2 separate regions of the Homo sapiens genome follow, and region 1 is linked to region 2. The links are chromatin loops, found by intact Hi-C in ENCODE. Cell type or tissue: MCF 10A. All regions are shown on one strand. Region 1 overlaps SMOC1 (SPARC related modular calcium binding 1). Region 2 overlaps SMOC1 (SPARC related modular calcium binding 1).

What was found. A loop is a pair of places that touch in the nucleus more often than their neighbours do. Peaks named below come from ENCODE experiments on the same cell type or tissue, not always from the same donor. Only the 100,000 strongest peaks of a DNase experiment are listed, where the experiment ranks them.
Region 1: it touches region 2 in a loop (6-fold over the local background); 3 of 110 quality-filtered maps call a loop at or near these places.

The regions. Positions count from the first base shown.
Region 1 is chr14:69,884,257-69,889,256 of GRCh38, forward strand. The region is part of intron 1 of SMOC1 (SPARC related modular calcium binding 1); the gene reads left to right. It also overlaps the pseudogene RPL7AP6. Among named protein-coding and RNA genes, the nearest start is that of SMOC1, 7.3 kb to the left of the region's middle. In MCF 10A, no CTCF peak of the experiment used is centred here; DNase peaks (open chromatin) are centred at 2,815 and 3,545.
Region 2 is chr14:69,997,438-70,002,437 of GRCh38, forward strand. All of the region lies in intron 7 of SMOC1 (SPARC related modular calcium binding 1), which reads left to right. Among named protein-coding and RNA genes, the nearest start is that of SNORD169, 22 kb to the left of the region's middle. In MCF 10A, no CTCF peak of the experiment used is centred here; DNase peaks (open chromatin) are centred at 624 and 2,004.

The sequences.
Region 1 (5,000 bases), 110 kb before region 2:
TACCTATTCAGATCTTTTGCCCATTTTTTCATTGCATTGTTTTTTGTTTTTTTTGCTATTAAGTGATTTGAGTTCTCTGTGTACTTTGCATATTAACTCCTTATCAGATATACAGTTTGTGAATATGTTCTCCCATTCTCTAGGTTATCTCTTTACTTGGTTAATTGTTTTCCTTGGTGTGTAGAAGCTTTTTAGTTTGGTATAATTTCATTTGTCTATTTTTGCTTTTGTTGCTTGTGCTTTTGAGGTCCCCAAACCAAAGTCATGGAGCTTTCCCCCTATGTTTTCTTTTAATAGTGTCATAGTTTTGGATCTTACATTTAAGTCTTTAATTCATTTGAGTCAATTTTTGTATATGGTGAGAGATGAGGGTCTAATTTCATTCTTCTGCATGTGGATATCCAGTTTTCCTAACACCATTTATTGAAGATTTTCCTTTCCCCATTGTGTGTTCTTGGTACCTTTGTTGAAATCAGTTGTCTGTAAATGCGTGGATTTATTTTTGGGCTCTGTCTTCTGTTCCATTGGTCTATGTGTCTGTTTTTATGCCATTACCATGCTGTCTTGGTTCTATAGCTTTGTAGTTTATTTTGAAGTCATATAGTGTGATGCCTCTGGCTTTGTTCTTGTTACTTTTTACTTTGCTTTGGCTATTCAGGGTCTTTTGTGGTTCTACAAAAATTTTAGGGTTTTTTTTTCTATTTCTATGAAGAACATCTTAGTATTTTTATAGGGATTGCACTGAATCTGTAGATTGCTTTGGGAAGTATAGACATTTTCACAACATTTGCTCTTCCAATTCATGAACGTGACATCTCTTTCCATTCATTTGTGTATTCTTCAACCTGAAACTTATTTCTTAAATGTTTTAGATATTTGTTATTTCTTCTCTCACCTCTTGATCACTTGATTCATCCTTCAAAACCCAGTTCCAACATTACTCTCTAGGAACTTTTCTACAGAGCATTCTTTTTGCTTAGGAACGATTACTCTCTCCTTCGAACAACTTCTTTTTTTTTTTTTTTAAGGAAAATTTGTATTATTTTAATTATTTTTATGTACAGAAAACTCAACAGTGTACATTTAACCCAGTTTAGTGGCAAGTTCTTTAGCCTTTGCCTTTTTGCGCTTGGCGATACGAGCCACAGACTTAGGACCCAGGACATTGCCACCCCAGTGACGGCGGATCTCATCGTATCTGTCATTGTAATTGGTCCTGATAGCTTCCACCAGCTTAGCCAAAGCGCCTTTGTCTTCTGAGTTCACCTGTGTGAAGGCGACAGTGGTGCAGGTCTTCCTGTGGACTAGACGTCCCAGTCTTGCCTTCCCCTTGATAATGCAGTAAGGGACCCCCATTTTACGACATAGGGCAGGCAAGAAGACAACCAGCTCGATGGGATCCATGTCGTGTGAAATCACCACCAGCTGAGCTTTCTTGTTCTCCACCAAGGTGGTGACAGTGTTAACTCCTGCTCGAAGGACAGGTGGTCTCTTCTTCGGGACGTCCCCTTTGCCAGCAGCTTTCTTCTCGGCCCGGGCCAACAGTCTCTGCTTCTTCTCTTGCTTTGTCTCTGGCCTGTACTTGTGGGCCAGCTTAAGCAGCTGAGTAGCTGTTTGGCGGTCCAGGGCCTGGGTGAACTGGTTAATCGCAGGAGGCACTTTCAGCCGCTTATAGAGGATGGCTCTCTGCCGCTGCAACCTGATATAGCGGGGCCATTTCACAAAGCGGGTGAGGTCTCTTTTGGGCTGGATGTCCTGTCCAATGCCAAAATTCTTAGGCCTTTTCTCAAACAGGGGATTCACCACTTTCTTAGCCTCCTGCTTCTTCACGACAGCTGGGGCCGGAGCCACCTTCTTTCCCTTGGCCTTCTTTCCTTTCGGCATCTTGGGCAGCGGGAGGAGAGAGCTCCTTTGAACAACTTCTATATCTGGTCCACTTGTATTCTAACTTGTATTAATCCTCCTGCAGTGAGCATCTTAATATCAGGCCAGCATCTTCCTCTTCTTTGCACCAAGTTGGCCCTTTAGCATTTCATGCATGATCTGTTTTGTTAAATGAACAAATCTGCAAGCCCCTTGAGGACAGAATAGAGACCTCATTCATCAGGGTGCTTGTCACATTGTAAAGCATTCTGTAAATATATATTGAAATGAAGTGGACTGCATAATGATGTCCAACCTGAACCCCTGCTGTTGTTTAAATCTGAAATTGGTTACTTACAAACTGGCTTTTCCATTTTTGAGTTTTTGTTCTTTGTTTAAAAATAAGTGTGTTTGGTAGTTACAGGAAGGCTGGGGGAAGAGAGACTCAACATGCGAATTTGAATAGGGAAACTGGCTTTATAGCTCCTCCCCAGTCCTTTTTTGTATCTTGCATTTGCCAAGAGTGAAACAGCTTCTAAACTGTTTCCTTCCATTTGACTAGCCCATCCCAGCATCTGGTCCAGGGTGGGTCCTTGTGTCTGCTTAGATGCTTTTCCTATTATCTGTGCCCCTGACAAGAATCCTTCTTTTCCATATGGGGGGATTTAGCTGAAGTGCTACTGAAGTGTTAGGCCAAGGACCAGATTTAAACATTTTGGTAGAGCTGACATGTGAAATTTATAGAAACAAAAGGACAGGAAGAGGAAACAATCATCTTAGAATCTCTAGGAAATGCAATCAAAATAGAAAAGAATTGATATGATCTAATTATCTTCTGAAGTTGAGTATTCACATTTCTTATGGCCCAGCAATTCCACTCCGGCTCTATGTGCCCAGGAGAAACTCATGTCCTGTGCAACTATGTTTATAATATCACATGCCTGGAAAGAGCCCAGATGCTCATCAGTGGGAGGGCAGATGAGTAAACTGTGATGAATTCACAGTGTAAAATTATACTCAGCCAAAACAAGTGAACAACAGTGACATGCAAAAATATGGATAAATCTTGGCAATATGATATTAAGTGAAAGAAAATTACCAAAAGATACAGTAACTTATAAATAACTAAAATTAAAAAAAAGTTTTTAGGACTACATACAGCTACAACAAAATGCTATGAAAAGCATAGTAAAGTAATGATGGATACAGATTCAGGGTGAAGTTAGGGTGAGGCAGGGGGATAGGATGGGTAAAACCATATGGTTGGTGTGGGTTGGTGTTGATACTCTACCTTTTTGGGGGAGAGGGAGGATGGGCTAAAGGCATTTGTCCATTATTCAAGATCTAATAGCTGATAAAAAAGTGAGCCCTGCATAAACCAATGCTGAGTGTATCATGAGCCAAAGATTAAAATTAATTCAATTCTTTGCATGTGAGGTCAAACAAAAAGTCCCAGAGTAAGGGACTCCTTTCTTGCCACCTTCTGCTTCCTCCCCACCTTTCAAGATGTGCATGTGGCTCTATCTAAAATAACCCCACTGGGGAGTGATTTTGGCTTCTAGACCCAGAGCAGACCCAGGCCCTGGCATAAACGTCTGCATCAGGTGGCCTAAGGGCTCATTTGTAAAGCTAAGCTGGCAGTGGGCAGTCTTCCCTTTTCCTTGCTCAGGGTGATTCACCCTGCAGAGTGGAAGTGTTCATGAGCTGATGCATGGGTCAGAAACTTTATTTGCCAGTGGGGCCTGTGGGTGGAGGTAGTGTCTGGACTAGGGGAAGGCCTGTTTCTAGTTTGATGCCTGTCTTTATTCCAACCTCCCCTCACCGCCTTTTGCAGGAGCTGGGGGTGGGATGCATGGTCCTGCTTAGCAGGTACAGGGCACCCTTTCTCTCTGGGCCACATAGAGATTTATTGTTTAGGCAGCCAAGTCCTGGTATTGCTGCTAGTGGTAGAGGATGTCAGTGTGGAGGGCCCCCTCCTTCCATGTTTGGGGAGGACAAAGGTTGAGTTGCGGATGAGAAATAAATCGGAGCTGCTTGTGAGGCCGCCAAACAGGGTTAGATTTGTACAGTATGTGCTCTGCATGGGTCATGAGTCACTGAGAGGTTCAGAGATTGGATTGCCATGAATCACTTCCAACTGTCCCCATGAAGACCCCAAAGCAACATAGGTGACTATAGGGTTTTCTTTTGCATCCAACATCATTCGGAATTCAGTTGCTAGATCACAAAATAATCTTACCTTTGGCCACATCTAAGCTTGTTAGGTATGGAGCTCTGCATACTTCCTGGACGTCACCTTGGTTGATTTCAGCATCCTTTTTTTGAGTCAGAATGGGGCAGCCTCTCTAAGACAGGAAAGGTAGCTCTCATCTCAGTAGAGCCTTTCCCACCACCAGGGAGCACTGGGACTGAGCAAAGTTCCATGAGGTCAGGCATAATGTGTTTTGAAACCTGACAAATTATCTAGAGGTTTGAACAACTACGCCTCGCCTCCTTAAAATCTATTTTACACTACGGTGTTGATTGGATTCTATAAGATAAGGGCTGAAAGCCTTTTTTTTTTCTTTTAAAGTATTGACAGTGGAGAAAAATTGGACCTGCTTCCCAGAGTGGTTTATTTTTAGAACTAGATATGCATTCTAAGGCAGTGCTGGGAGTTTTAAATAATTTTTATGGATGTTCATTATGCATTTATTCTTGAAACTTCTGCCAAACCCCTGGGGAGAGGACACATTGTAGATAACAAATAAAAGAGTGAGATAGGGAGTGTTATAAAAGGACGTGTATTACTCCTTCACTTCCTCCTTCCAAAGTGCCAGTGACCTGCTTAAAAACGATGATGCCAGTGACTTCTCTTCATCCACAGAACTTTCCACAAGGATGGACATGTTTTATAACTGCACTGTCCAATATTAGCCACATGTGGCTATTGAATATTTGAAATGTGGTTAGTACACTGAGGACCTGAATTTTAAATTAAATTAAATTAATGTAAATATGAATGTTAATAGCCACATGTGGTTGGTGGCTATCATATTGGACAGTGCTGGACTCTGACCAGTGTGTCCAACCTTACCTTCTGCTGGATACCCCCATGTGCCCTAGACCTCAGCAGGGCTGAACCACTGTACTTCCTG
Region 2 (5,000 bases):
AACCTATAACCTGGTTTCCAATGCTAGCTTCCTACTGAGAGGTTTGGTGAGCTTGGGAAAGTTAATTAACTTCCCTGAGTCTTGATTTCCTTATATGTAAAACAAAGTTTTAGTGCCTTGCAGGATTTCTTTGTGAGGACTCAAGAGCATCTGTGTAATGCCTGGCACATAGTAGGTATACCATAAATGATTTTTTAAACCCAACAAAACACTGGTGACTCTTGGTGGAATATCTTTATGTCTTTTGCTAGCCACTTGTCACATGTTATCATATTTGGTTTAATGAGAAGTCAGATATACCTTAATGATAACTTATGTCTGGATATTTGGCTCTGGTAGGGACTGGAGCCTTTTGGCCAAACACCTGAGACAGTTTTTCATTAGAGTTTGATGGATGATCCTGGGTTCAGGTGTGCTTCAGCCTGCATCCCCGGGGAGGTTGCCATGGGACTCCGTGAAGCCCATCGGGGTGAGAGCTCTTCTTCTCAGCTGTCTCTCAGAGGCAAAAAGGCTATCCCAGTTTCTTTTACACCCCACACATCCTTTTTTCACACTCAGACCCTGTGACGCCAGGTTTGTTTTCTGGCCTGGGGATTGTTGATGTTGGAAAGGTTCCACTGGGCAGCTGAAGTTTTGCAATAACATGACACATATGCCTACAGACTCTCCTAGTCTCCCTCTCTGCTCCTGGAAGTTTTGGCCCTTGTTTTTAAGGCTTTGTCATGTGTTCACTATAGTCAGTGTCGCCTTTTGAGTAATTGGCAGGTTCAGCATTGACAGATTTGCTTCTTTGCTCTTCTCTTCAGTTCTCGCCTCCATTGAACCTCTCCTCCATTGCATCTCCAGTGCACCAGGAATTCCTTTTGCATTCAGGAAGACAATGTACCTGGCCAGCTAATACGCTAGAACTTGAGAACAGCATCTTCCCATAGATGAGTGTTGGATGGAGCCTCTGTTCTGCTTTTATAAGGAAATATGAACTCTTGCTAAGTTTTTTTTTTTTTTAAATCAGGGGTTGGCTACCAAGGCATTTCTTAATATACCTAGTGTTTAAAATATTTTTTAACCATCTATATGTTACAGAAGATAAAGATATGAAATAAGTGACAAGAATTAGGTTTCATCTAATTCTTCACCTCATCTTCTCATGTTTCTAATTTGACTATGTGCAGGCACTTTCCTATGGCTCTGATTTACATCTTTGTTTCTATATGACGAACTTCCACCCTTTCTCTTCTGGGCAAGTATAATCTCTCAGGAAATATCTTCATGCACTTCTCTGTGCAGCAAAGTAATGCTCCCAAGGCCCACCACTCATTTCCTTCTGCCCTGGGGGCTTGACTCTGTGGCCTCAAGTGGAGTAGAGAGGTGTGACTTCCCTCTTTGTTTTGTCATCTCTTTCTTTCCTTTGTCCCTGTTTTTTTCCAGTTAACTTCTTCCATGATCTGATCAAGGGCCTCAAGGAGGCCCTAGACCCTGGCCCTGTGAGTTAAATCTGAAAGGGCCATGCCTTTCCTCCCTTGCCTCTTAGACCCACAGCGCTCCCTTCTCTACATCATTGAATGGAGCAGCTCATGGTGACTCTGCTCCCTGGAGATACAGCCATCAGCACAGACATAAGGTGGAAATGCATTTCTTTTAAGTTTTACCATGAAAGTGACACCCTGGCCTCCTCGTGCATGACTGTGACTGTGTTTTCTCATGTCACCTTACCTGTCACAGGTAAGCTGTTCACAGTATCAGAGTGCTGCTCTTCTAGGCCTGCTTCAGGCCATTTGGCCACGTCTTGGATTGCTTCTTCCTCACCCAGGAAGTTCCTGCTGGGATAGCTGCTATGACTGGGACTTGGGGTCACTGAGGCAACTGCACCTCCTGGCTGGATTCCCCACCCCCCAAGCCAGCACTCTTGGCCCGCCTAGAAACCACCGGCTGATGTAATGACTTGAGGCCTGGAAAAATAAACAGCTCGCAGGGAAACCAGCGGTAGCCGTCGTAAGCAAATACCCCATGGCCACCTGGAATCTCGCACATGACGTGATTGGGAGGAAGAATGAGTAATCCACTAACGTTAGCAGCCGAGGATGGGTCTGGGCTTGTGTGCATTTAAAATATCTATATAAAAATACACCCTGGATATTTATTTCCATAACTGGCCTTCTGGATGTCTGCCCATCTCTCTGATGCAGGTGCCTTGGTCAATCATGGCCAGTAGAATTGAGCTGGGGATGGGGGATGGGTGGTCATCCCTATGGCTTTCTCCATGGCAACAAAGGCCTTTTTCTTTCTTAAAATTTCCCTTTGCGGAGAGAAGCAATAAACACACTTGGAGGCCCCATGAAGCCTAGCCGCACAGTCCATTTTTACCTTGTTTTAAAATTAGCTTTCCTGGTCGCCTTGCTCCTTTGCCCCATGTTGTCTGCTTGGAACACAAAGGTGTGGGAGGGTGGAGGGATGTGCTGCAGGACACAGCACTGGGATGACGTGCTGCACCAGCAAGGGTTCTGTTTCTGTTTCTGGAGGTGAGTGTGTCTGCTTTTTAATGTTAGATAGCAAAACTACGTGCCCTGGTATTTTCCTTTTGGCCTCTGCTGCTAAGACACTGAAATTGAAGATCTTGCCCAGGTATTGTCATTGGCTCATTCCAATTTTCTGGAAGTCAACTACAGTCTCTGCTTAGATCTGAGCATCCTTGTTCTGTGTTTATTTGTAAAGTGGCTTTGGAAGTAGACGGGGTCTACATCTCATAAACACACTCACACAGGCAACACTCATGTTTTGGGGAGTAAAGAGTGAAGTTGTGATACTTTATTTTGATAAATTTAAATAGCTTTTCCATCTTCCACCTTTGTCTGTGCCTTCTCCTCCCTTTCTGTCTAAATTTTTATTTGCTAGAACTTGCTCTTAAAAGTACGGAGACTGTCAGTTTAAGGCCAATGAAAGTACAGAGACTGTCAGGTTAAAGCCAATGAAGTTACTGAGAAAAACTAGAAAAAAGGCAGCTTGCTATTTCTCAGTACTTGTCATTGCAAAGATACTGTGAAGTATTTCATATTCTTTTTGGTGGAAGGGTCATATCTGCTCACTTAATGCCATGAGTCAATAGAGATGGGAACTTTTCTAAAATTTGAGCGGGTGCGAGTCAGTGATGCCTTGGGGGAAAAGTTAAAAAGAAAAATGCCTCCATGCTATATTGGGACAATCCATCCTGGAAGAAATATCCTCTGTAGAATTTCGATCTTGTTCTTCCCTGCCCTGTAGGAACTCAGTCTCTGCGTGGGAAGGAAGCGGTCACCACTTCAGACCATGGTGAGCCATGCATGACCATTTTGGGTTACACAGAGAGAAACTATTTAGACAGGCTGGTTGGTTTGTAATTTTCCCTTACACCTCCTCACCCATGACACTTCATCCCAGCAGCATGCCCTACTTACAGTGCCAACTGTAAACATCCCTGTGAGGAGGTGGCCTCGGCCAACGTCAGGGATATGGGGTGGACGGTGTTACTTTTGTGCTGAAGATGGGATCTCCGAGACATAGCAGGTTAGGTGTGGCTCACAGGCCACATAGCAGGGCTGTGGAAAGAGGTATGAGGTACGAGGGAGAACCTGAGAGCACCGAGCAGCCTTCCCCTTAACCCAGCCCCTTCCTGGTGCTCTGTTCCACTGGGACTTGGGAAGCTAAGTTTGGATCTGGCCCCTGAGTCACTGGGAAGTGCACCTGATTTTGTTTAATTGTAAGACTGTGGGCCGTTAGAGTGAGAAGGGCCTGAGAGTCATCTAGCATTGCCGCTTAGTTTTAAATGAGAAAACAGGAGCCCAGACTTGCTAAGGGCCTTGTCCAAGGTCATAGATCCATCAAGAACTATCATGTGCTAAGGCCTCTGTTTGCCACTGAGGGGTCAAAGGATGAAATACAAGGAACATTTAAGGCAGGAGCTGACCACTGGGCAGTGGTGCACCAAAGGGATGGGGGGTGATGGTGTGGTCCATACCAGTGGGGAGGAGTATTTTATCACTGACATTGTTTTGAATTGCTGGCATAGTGATTATAAAAAGCAGATAGACTCTTAGCTATATGTGCATATTTTTTTTAGTTTACCTACAGACCTAATACCCCTTTATTGCCTGCCTCTGGAGCATACTGCTCCATTCCCCTGCCCTTGGTCAGCTACTGGAGTCCTGTTGAGGAGACGGGTCATTCACAGGGATAGGGCAGGAAGACCATGTTTGCTCCACAATGCTACCTTAGACAAGCTAATAGGAATAGTAGCTACCATTTAGCAACTTACTGTGCCACCAGGTTTAATGTTTTTCACACACGATTGCATTTAATCTTCACAATGACCCTGTGAGGCATGTGCAAGAGTTACCTTACTTTTACACGTAAGGAACCTGAACTGGCCAAGGTCACAGAGAAAACAAGGGGTAGAGCCTGAATCATTGACCACAAAGCCCATGCTCTTGACTGCCTATATTGCCTCTATTCCAACTGTTGCTGACTTCAGAACCTCCTAACATGCCAGACCCTTCGATAGGAGTATGCAGGAGGAGTGATAGGCACTTACTACTGCTTTTAGCCTTGCCAAGGAAGCCCTAGTATTCCCTCATCCCCTACCTCTAGTTCCCTCTGACCGCCCTGAGTTCTCTCTGGCAGTTGAGCTTTTAGACCATCCTCACATCTCCATCTGGGCTGGAGCTGGAGACAGTTCTTCTCTTGGCCAGTGAGTTAATTAGAAAGGTGCTCCCTCCAGGGGGTCCTCCCGGGTCCCTTTGTAGGTTACAATTGAGGGATGATGTTAGATTTTTGCTTTCTTTTGCTGCCTATTCTGTGGGGGAAAGGGCTTTTTAGCTTAAAGGGGATGGAAAAACCCATGCCAACAGAAGTGTGACTTTAATTCGTGCAAATTCTGTTTCTATTCTCCCCATACCCTCCCTCTACCTGATACAAACCTGAGCACAATTTCGGTGGCTGACTTTGTTCTGTTTGCCAGCGATGTTTGC